Linked DNA regions of Homo sapiens: region 2 is linked to region 1. A link is an interaction called in ENCODE POLR2A ChIA-PET data of the cell type or tissue named here. Cell type or tissue: PC-3. All regions are shown on one strand.

Region 1 (5,000 bases):
TAGAAACCTGATATGTGGTACTTGATATTGGCACCGCAGATCAAGTAGGGGAAATGATTGATATTCAGTAATGGTGCTGAAACAGTTGTTTTTCCATGTGAAGAAATGTTGATAAATAAAACTCTACATATGCTATCTAGGTTTGCATAAATACTGTACACTGATAATTGCACATTGATGAAATCATCTAATGACACATTTCTCAGAACATATCCCTGTTGTTAAGCGCTTCATGACTGTATATATATCTAATGTGTATTTTAGTTGTGTGTGCGTATTTTTATACATATATAATTTTTGATATTTAACATCTGTAGGAATAACTAGTCTTTGGCATTAATAATTTTTCGTTTTGTTCATATGCATTTTTGACAACTTCAGTATCATATTATTTATGTACTATGGCAATAATAAAATTTTAAGAGAGTATTCTAAAAGGCTGTGTTGTTTATCCCTACTAGGATCACAGATCCTGGAAAACATAGTGAAAGCTATTGGTTGGCTGGCCATGAAAGTGCACACGTGCAACTACACTGAATTTCATATAAATTTCCAGGAACTCCTCATTCCTCCCAAATATGATCCATGGACATCTAGATGAAGGACGCTTGGCACAGAAGCAGTACACACTTGATGTTTGTCTACTCTGGATGTCATTAACCTTGGGTCCACTAAGTCCTAGTATCTATAATAAACAAAACCTGGGATTATTTAACTTAGTGTTTTAGTAAGCTGACAAAACACATTCTGGGAATGAATGAACGACTCCAAGGTCAGTAATGAGAATGCATCCTTTATTCTCCATTATTAGCAACATCTCTGACCTTGTCTCCTGCAGGCACACTCCGGCCCACGTGCTTCTCCTGGCTCCCAAACCACTGCACTGACCTGCCTTTATGAACACTGTGTTCATAAAGTTGATGTTCACTGAAACTTCCTTAATTCCCTGAGTGTGCTGCCCCTTGTAGTTGCCACCTATGAGATAGGTAGGTACTATCATTATTTCCATTTTACAGATGAGGGAAGTGGGGGTTAGACAGGGTAACAAATTTTCCCAACATCACACAGCTAGCAGTATATACTGGAAAATACATACAGTGTTTCGGAGCTGATGGCCTGTCCTTCCACAGGAATGATGCAGTCCTTATCCAGGAAAGCCAAGAGAAAGGAAGAGATGCATTCTGCCCTGGTCTTCTCTGTCTTCTTCCCACTTTTGAGGCTCCATTTGTCCCATGCTGGGATCTCTGCTTCTTTATCCAGAGATTTGCAGATTTTATGTAACACTGAATTGTCTCCAAATACTTCAAGCTCACTTTAAAAACATCTTTATGGAGACTTCGCTTCCTTTCTGCAAATTTCTAGTTGCCTGTTTTACATGTCAGGAATGGCTGAGTGATGCTCTGGCTCTCTCACCTGAATTTTGTCTTGCATCTCTGTTCACTTTGCCTGTTTCATTGTCTTGCCATCTCATTCTTTCTAATGGAGAAGTAAAGGAGGGACTCTGTTCCTCCCCGTACCAGGAGGGTATTGATGTTTGAGGTCCAAACTGAAAACCCATCACCTCCTTCCCACTGCTATAGCAGCGTTAGCCCTGGGGTTCATTATCTAGCCAGTTCACACCTTCTAAAGTGGGGCTCTGAAAATGTCTTACTTCCCTCACAGACAAAGCAATTCTCAAGCCTCCTGAGATCACCCACCAACCAGAGCAACTGCTGTCACTTGGAGGTGCAGCTGAATTCTTCTAATTGTGACACAAACTCTTGAAACTGTAAATGCTGAAAGATTAAATGAGGTTATAACACTCAGAAGGTTTTACAAGTAAAAGTAAGTCAAATCAATAGGTCTTTATTTCATATCTGTAATGGTTTAGCTCTGCGGGAAGTGTTAGCAGCTATATGAATTAGGAAGAATTTAGAAGACAATCCCTAAACACATGAAATGTCCAAGTAAGAAGATAACATATTTATCCAAATATTTAAAGTGAAATGCTCCAGATATGGGAAGCTTACAGTTTTCAAGCAAAGCTTTTTAGAAAAAATTATGGAACTATTTTAAAGAGAGCTAAACATTTCTTTGCCTTAGGCAGAATATACAGAACACAGATTCACCTTTTCTGTACATCTCTAGATGATCACGAATGTCAAATATCACACTACACTGTGATATGGGGATTCCCCTTGGGGGTTTTCATGTGTATAGGGTGCCTGCAGCTACACTAAACATCTTAAAGCTACCACAATGTTCACTTCATATTTTTGCTTTTTATAGGCTTTCTTGGTCTCCTCCTATGTTCCCATCATTTTCTTGCTTTGAATCTGTAAGAATCGAGTTGAATCTTCTCCATTTTAAATTTTCCATAGGCTGAGAAACTGTTTAGCCAAGTTTGGATAAAATTGTATCCAAAGTAAGAGTATACAAGCTATGGGCAAGTCCAAAATCAAGCTGTTCACAGGACCATGTTCTCTCTAAAGGTTCTAGGAGAGAATCCCTCATTTCCTTCCAGCTTCTGGGTGGCTGCTGGCATTCCTGGGCCGGTGGCTGCATCCCTCCAATCTCTGCCTCCATCTTCACATGACCTTCTTCCTTGTGTTTCTATGGGTTCTTTCCTGTTTTTTATGAAGACATTTTCATTGGATTTAGATCCCATCCTAATCCAGTATGATCTCATCTTCAGTTTTACCTAACTTATATCCGCAAAGGCACTATTTCCAGATGAAATTACGTGCTGAAGTTCTAGATGGATATAACCTTGGGGGCCATGAAGAACTCTTCCACTTACTGCAGAGATCCATCACCCTAAATAGTTAAGAACAAGAGAAATGTAGAATAAAATCTCAAGCTCCCAGGATGACGTTCCGGGGTCTTCCTATTCCACCCTCAACCCTTATTTTTGACCTCCTGTCCTGCAGCCACACTCCGGCCCACACGCTGTTCCTGGCTCCCAAACCGCTGCACTGGGCTGCCTCAACACTGTCTTTATAAAGTTGTCATTCACTGAAACTTCCTTCATTCCTTGAGTGTGCTGCCCCACGTAGTTGCCACATATGAGACAGGTACCATCATTACTTCCATTTTACACATGAGGGAGGTGAGGGTTACAGAACATAAAGAATTTCCCAATATCACACAGCTAGCAATAAGTGGAACTTGAGTTCAAAAACAGATTTGGCTGGGTTCAGAGCTTGTGCTCTTGACTATGAAGAATAACCTTAGCATGTTCCTATAACAGAAAAGACAGTGGAGTTCCCGAAGCAAGACAAAAAGTGGTAGGAGACAGAAAGCTAAGAAGACCAGCACCTGATTAGGTGGGGCCTCATATGCATGGAAAGGTGAAAAGGAATTCTGAGTGTGGTGGGAATCCACCAAGGACAATGAGGATGATGAGAGCTTAGAAAGGGCTATTACATTTGCTTGTTGTAAAGAGAAGTTTCACTTAGTCATTCATTCATTCAATTATTCACTTATTACATGAATATTTCTTGAGAACCTAGTGTGTGCAGGGTACAGTTGTACATGGGAAGGATACGATGGTGAGCATATCGGATGCAATCCTGGTCATTCTTGAGCTTATATTCTAGTAGAGGGAGAAAGATAATAAGCAAGTGATACAGTTTGGGTATTTGTCCTTGCAAATCTCACGTTGAAATCTGATCCTCAGTATTGGAGGTGAGGCCTAGTGGAGGTTTTTGGACCATGGGGGCAGATCATGCATGAATGTCTTGGTGCCATACCTATGAGTGAGTTCTTACTCTATTAGTTCAGGCAAGATCTGGGTACTAAGAAAAAGCCTAGCACCTCCTCCTCTCTGTTCTTTCCTGTCGCCATGTGATGCAGCTCTCCTTCGCCTTCCGCCATAACTGGAAGCTCCCTGAGGCCCTCACCAGAAGCAAATGCTGGCCATGCTTCACGTACAGCCTGCAGAACCATGAGCCAAATAAACTTCTTTTCTTTATAAATTACCCAACCTCAGGTGTTCCTTTATAGCAACACAACGGACTAAGACACTAAGTAAGCCATTAAACAAGCCAATACAGGTAGTGATATGCACCTTTTTTTTTTTTTTTTTTTTTGAGACGGAGTCTCACTCTGTCACCAGACTGGAGTGCAGTGGCATGATCTCTGCTCACTGCAACCTCTGCCTCCCGGCTCCAAGCGATTCTCATGCCTCAGCCTCCCGAGTAGCTGGGATTACAGGCACGCATCACCGTACCCAGGTAATTTTTTTGTATTTTTAGTAGAGACAGGGTTTTACCATGTTGGCCAGGATGGTCTTTATCTCCTAACCTCGTGATACACCCCCTCAGCCTCCCAAAGTGCTGGGATTATAGGCATGAGCCACCGCACCCAGATGATATGCACTATTTTAAGAAAAAAAAAACCTACTATAGAATGGCAGGGAAGAGGGGGAGCAAAACTCCAAACTGTCCAAAGAAGAAACATTTGAACTAAGATGGAGGCAATGAAGAGGAACCAGCTGAGTGATGGTCTAGGGGCAAGATCTAGGGGAAAGTCAAGAGAAAGAGACTGAAGAGAAAGGGTTAGGGCTGATTTAGTGAGCAAAGATCCAGGAGGGGGAGAAGTTTACAGTACCCTGAGAACAGCAATAATGCACAAACATTACTATTCCAACAGCTGCATTGAAACACCCTTGGTAGGATTGGGAAAAAGATGGATTATTGCCATTTGGACACTCCAGGACTGTCCATTAATACTCCTGACTAATGGAAGATGATAAAGATTGGGCAAGAAAAATGACTGCAGCAAACGCCTTGGCATCTTCAACTTGTCACCTTTAGCAAGAGGCCTCTTCAACAGTTCTTGGACTGTGTTTGGCAGCCAGGCACTCTCAGAACGGCAAGGAGACACAGCTAACATGATCTTTGCAATGCAACAAAACAAGCGATCTTGAGGCGACAGAGTCCAAAAGATGACAGAAAATTCATCCAACTCCTGAAGCATGTGATGCCACCAGAAAGCCTTGGCAACAGCCCTTGCAACCC
Region 2 (5,000 bases), 210 kb before region 1:
TTCTCAACCCTGGCTGCACCTGAGAACCACCAAGGACGACTGACATCAAAAGATGCGCTGGCCCCACCTCAGCCTAAATAACTCAGAGTCCCCTGGGGGTGTTGCCAAGCATCAGGGTCTTGGGAATGCTCCCTTGGGCCTCTCTGTGCTGTCAGGGCTGAGAACCAGTGGTCCAGGGGACATCTCCTTTCCCACGCCCCCATCCTTGCTAGTTCATGAACTAGCAACTTCTGCTCCCTTTGAAGCATCGAGAAGAATTCCTCCTGCCTCCGCCATCTTGCCCTGTGCTCTGCCTAAGGGGAGCTCACTTGCCCGCTGAGATGGCAAATGTCTGAATTCCACTAGTCATGTTTCCCCAGAACTACTCAGCTGGGAAAGTCAGGAGCCAGTTTGGGCCTCAGGCCCCAGCCACGTTCTCCTACAGCTGATGTTTTCAATCCCATCTGCCTCTGACACCTCTTTCTCCATGAATTTGGTTCTCAAGAGTCCAGAGACGCACAGATACCACGCAGCAGACCCCAATGGGTAGAGGCTATGGGGACAGGAGAAGAGGTTTTGCCCCTCAGCTTTGATACATCTAAGACACAAATGCAGGGATAGGTCAAGGAGACACTTCCCTCACCAGAGAGACTGGGCGTGCAAAGCCACAGGAAGGAACCATTCGGTGGGGGCTCTGGGGAAATCCATCATGAGACCTGACCCCCTGGGTACCCTGTTTCTGTTCAGCTTCCATCCCTTCAGTGACCCAGCTACAATACCTTATTCCTGCATGCAAGAAGGATCCCCACGCCCTCCCCAGGCTGGGACAAGCCTCATCACCGTCAACCCAGGGCTGGCCTGGGAGTCCCACCTTGCCTGCAGCTGTCCAGGATAATCTGTTAACAGACCCCATCCAGCAAAGGTGAAGAGCTGCCCACCAGAAGGAGCAGCCATTGAGGACGTTGGGCAGAGGTCAGGATGGGCCCTTGCCTAAGAGGAGAGCCTGAAAAGATGGGGCTCTTTGAGCTGCTAATGATTTCCTTCCAGGCTGTATTAGTTTCCCAGGGAACAGTCACCACAAACTTGGCAGTTTAAAACAATCAAAAGGTATTCTCTCATAGTTCTGGAGACCAGAACTCCAAACTCAAGGTGTTGGCAGGGCTGGTTCCTTCTGGAAGTTCTGACGGAGAAGCTGTGTCAGGCCTCGCTCCCAGTTTCTGGTGGCTGCTGGCCATTCTTGGAGTTCCTTGGCTTGAGGCTGCATGACTCTACGCTCTCCCTTTCTGTCACATTACCTTCTCCTGTCTCTGTGTCCCCTCTTATGAAATAAGTTCTCTCTGCGTCTGGAGCCCACACTCCAATCCAGGATGATCTCACCTCAGGACTCTGAACTTAATCACATCTGCAAAGAGCCTTTTTCCAAATACGGTCACCTCCACAGGTTCCAGGGATTGGCACGTGGACATATCTTTTGGGGGCCACACTTCAACTCACTACAAGGGGTCTGCATGCTAATGAGCTGCTCGTGCATGGAGTGAAAACGAGGGGCTGTGTCAGCCAGGTTTCCCTGGACTTCTGGAAATCCAGCTAACACCTCCACTGAAATGTGTAAACCAGATAAAGACCATGATTGACGCTCCACGGGTCACAAAAATGGGCACTTGTTTCTCTGGATGGGCTCTGGTGGCCTCATGCATGACGAGAGAAGCACGCTGGAAATCCTGTGGTCCCCCTTTGATACATGGAAAGGCAGTAGTGAGAGGGCATAGCTGGGACCACGCAAAGCGCAAACTGTGTGGGCACAGCCAGGAAGCCTGTGCCTCCATAACCACAACACCTTTCACATAACAGTGCCCAGGCTCGTCATGTCTCTTCTGGCAAGGATTCTGCAACAGGAAACACACGGGTATTTCGGAGCAGGGGCTCCAATGGCTGCTTCACCCTGAAGAGGGACTCAGAATTCCACACACAAGAGCATCCTAGCATCACCTCTTAGAGACAAAGCAACCCCTCAAAGCCCCCTATAGCCACGTGGGAATCAGCCTCCCTCTGTGTGGCCCCTCCACAGAACCATAGAGACTGGAGGCCCCAGAAAATCCCTGACTTGTGGCCTGAGGCTCCGTGACACCATGTGGAGTAAATGTTCCTTCTCATGTGACCAGGGGCATTCCTGAATTGTGACTTGTCTGATTCCTAAGCAAGATACAGCAGCACCCGCCAGGTGAACACTGGGTGACAGCTGTAAACCAGCTAAACAGCCGTAGTGTCTAGAAATGACACTCACTTGCTTTTGATATACTGATAAAGAATGGGGAAATAACTACCCTTCAGTGTCCCAAAAGGGTACTCATTGTTGGGACTGGATGTCACCGCCAGGATCCCAACTTTTGCCCAGGGGCAATTAGAAAGGGGGAAATACTCTGTACCCCGTTGGGTCTGCAAACACACAGCTGCCCAGGGAACCCCTCCATCAACCTCCCCACTGCTGAGCTACGGCAGTGCTGGGACATACAAACAACCAGACAACCAGAGACTCTCCCCATCAGGCAAGGGGCGGGAGTAGTGTGGACAACACATGGCCACTACCAGACTCAGGCCTTGATAGCAAATAAAAAATCTTTCCGATCAAAAGAATGAAAGTGGGATCTAACCTAGAGGGCAAAGCATCCCTAATTTTGGCAGGACCATGGTTAGAGATGAAAATATAGGATGCCCAATTAAAATTTGAATTTCAGATAAATAACCAACATTTTAAAAATGTAAGCAGACCTCGAGTATTGCACAGGATATACTTATGCTAAAAATAAAATTCCTGGTTGTTTGAAATTCGAATTTAACTGAGCAGCCTGTATTTTTACTTGGTAATCCTACGCAGGACCCCAGGGTGTGTGAAAAGGAGCACAGCTCACCTGATGGCTTCTGCAATCCGAGTGCTCTCCTTTCGCCGGTCGCTGGACAACCGGCCAATTAGGTAGGAATAATCCAGGCCGCTGCAGAACACGCTCCCCACTGCGCTGAGGAGCAGCAGTTTGCTGTCGTCTGTGGCTGCGTTGCAGAGCGCTCGCCGGACTTCTTTCATGATCTGCCGGCAGAGATGAATTTGCAGGGATGTTAAGTGTCTATCCTGTAAGCCTGGGGCTTTCAGACTGCAAGACAGCCAGAGGCCTGACCCCCTGAGGGTAGAGGCCAGGGAATCTGCTTCTGCCTGTGCAGGGAGCCTCCCCTGAGTACAAGCAAGAGTCCAGAGCAAGGAGAAAAACACTTATCATAGCCAAAGCCCTCCAGCACCATCCCCGGAGAAGGCAGAAGAGTGCTAATAAGGAGGCAGTGTGGTCACTGGCTGCAGATCTGGAAGCCTGGCCTGGAGTCACTCAATCCTTGGTAAATCTCTGCAAATCTTGTTCTGGCATTTGCTTATTTAGCCCTTTACAAGATGTGGAAAAAATCCATGCACAGCCCAAGTGAGGGATGTAAGCCATCTCTAGATGACTCAATTTAATTATTATACATCCTTGCTCATCTTTCCTCCAGCTCATACCCCGCACGGCCTGCAGGTGCCACATGGCAAGTGGGCTTTGGCATCAGATCCAGACCTGGGTTCAGTGTCCCACTGGAGTTCCAAGCCCCTGGTCCAAATTCTGGCTCTGCACCTTACTAGCCATGGGACCTGAGCCATGCTGGTTATTCATCCTCAATGTCCCCATCTATAAGTGGGTGGACCCACTCTCAAGGCCTCCAGTGAAGAATAAATGAAAGGAAAGGTTATGCTATGGCCACCTGCAGGTTCACATTCCTGGGAGGTAGTGATGAATTCTGGATAAAAGGCATTTTGTTCCTCCTCTTCATGCCAGTAAAGGTGCCATCTGACATGGAAGAACTGTGCTGGCCACCCTGCCATCATGGGACAAGTTCCCCTAATCTCCTGCTTGGGTCTCCTGCATGTATGCCCTAGGATTTTTAGGTCTCTATGACCTTGTCTTAGGCAGGTGGAGGGCAGGACAGAATTTGGGAGATAGACACAGGTGCCCTCGGTAAGTGGTAAGACCAACAAGTGCTACCTTAGCAGTGAACATGTACTGCAGGCCAGGTACCCTGCTACATGGGTTCCAGCCTCCCCAACACCAGTGAGTGGTCACTATTCTTACTTCCAGACCAGGAAACAGATGCCTAGAGGGGTCGTAACACTAGTCCAAGGCCACACAGTTGGTAAGTGTTAGAGGTGGATTTGAGCCCTGGCCTGGCTCACACAATGCCTAGTCTATGCACTTTGACACTGCAAATTCCCACTATCTGGCCATGGCCTTCCATTTATGGAGAAGGAGAGGACTCAGCCCCAGAGCACGCAGCCAGCCCAGGGGTGGACAGGCAGGGGTGGGGCAGCTAGGAGAGCCCAGAGCTCCCATTTACCACCCTGCAGCCTTCTTTGAACGTCTTCCCTGGGCCAAGCCTATATTCACCTAATCACCTTTGCACATGCCAATCTCCCCACCCCTTGTGGGGTTGCCCAGGCTCCTTGATTCTGAAGGTCCTTTTATGACCCACCCTATTCTCCTCCCCCTATTCTCCCTTGCCCAGCACCCCCATTTGTTTTCTTCATTTATCATACATTTACCTGTCTTACCTACTACTTGTTTGTTTCCTGCCTTTTATTTGTCCACACTTGCTCAACTGTTATTTTAATAAAGACAGGAATTGCATCTCTCTTATTCTCCAGTGTATACTCAGAGCCTAGCACAGTGCCTGGGGTATGGTGGACACTCAGTATCTGCTTGTTTAGTCACACAGAAACTCCCTCATAGCCCTTTTCCTCAACTTCAGAGGAAATTAGGCAGGCTGCTTGCTCACCCACCTAGAAGCTTTTACAAGGCCAACTCAAAAGGCACCTGTGAAAACCATTTAAAAGACTGTAAAGAGTTTGCCACCAAAAAGTTTGCACCCCATGAAAGCTAACTGTGTTTGCGCTCTTCAAAGGCATGCAGCCCGGCTATTCAGCTCCTCATCACATGAGCAACTATTTTTGG

What was found. ChIA-PET counts read pairs that join two places held together with the same protein. Peaks named below come from ENCODE experiments on the same cell type or tissue, not always from the same donor. Only the 100,000 strongest peaks of a DNase experiment are listed, where the experiment ranks them.
Region 2: POLR2A ChIA-PET joins it to region 1 with 5 read pairs; 2 of 35 experiments call an interaction of 5 or more read pairs at or near these places.

Annotation. Positions count from the first base shown.
Region 1 is chr16:80,827,962-80,832,961 of GRCh38, forward strand. It overlaps ARLNC1 (androgen receptor regulated long noncoding RNA 1), which reads right to left. Exons shown (of 3, transcript NR_131948.1): 3 at 774-2,796. Among named protein-coding and RNA genes, the nearest start is that of CDYL2, 26 kb to the left of the region's middle. In PC-3, no CTCF peak of the experiment used is centred here; no DNase peak of the experiment used is centred here.
Region 2 is chr16:80,617,875-80,622,874 of GRCh38, forward strand. CDYL2 (chromodomain Y like 2) reads right to left here. Exons shown (of 7, transcript NM_152342.4): 4 at 2,889-3,061. Among named protein-coding and RNA genes, the nearest start is that of LINC01227, 48 kb to the left of the region's middle. In PC-3, no CTCF peak of the experiment used is centred here; a DNase peak (open chromatin) is centred at 2,157; H3K27ac peaks cover 1,158 bases.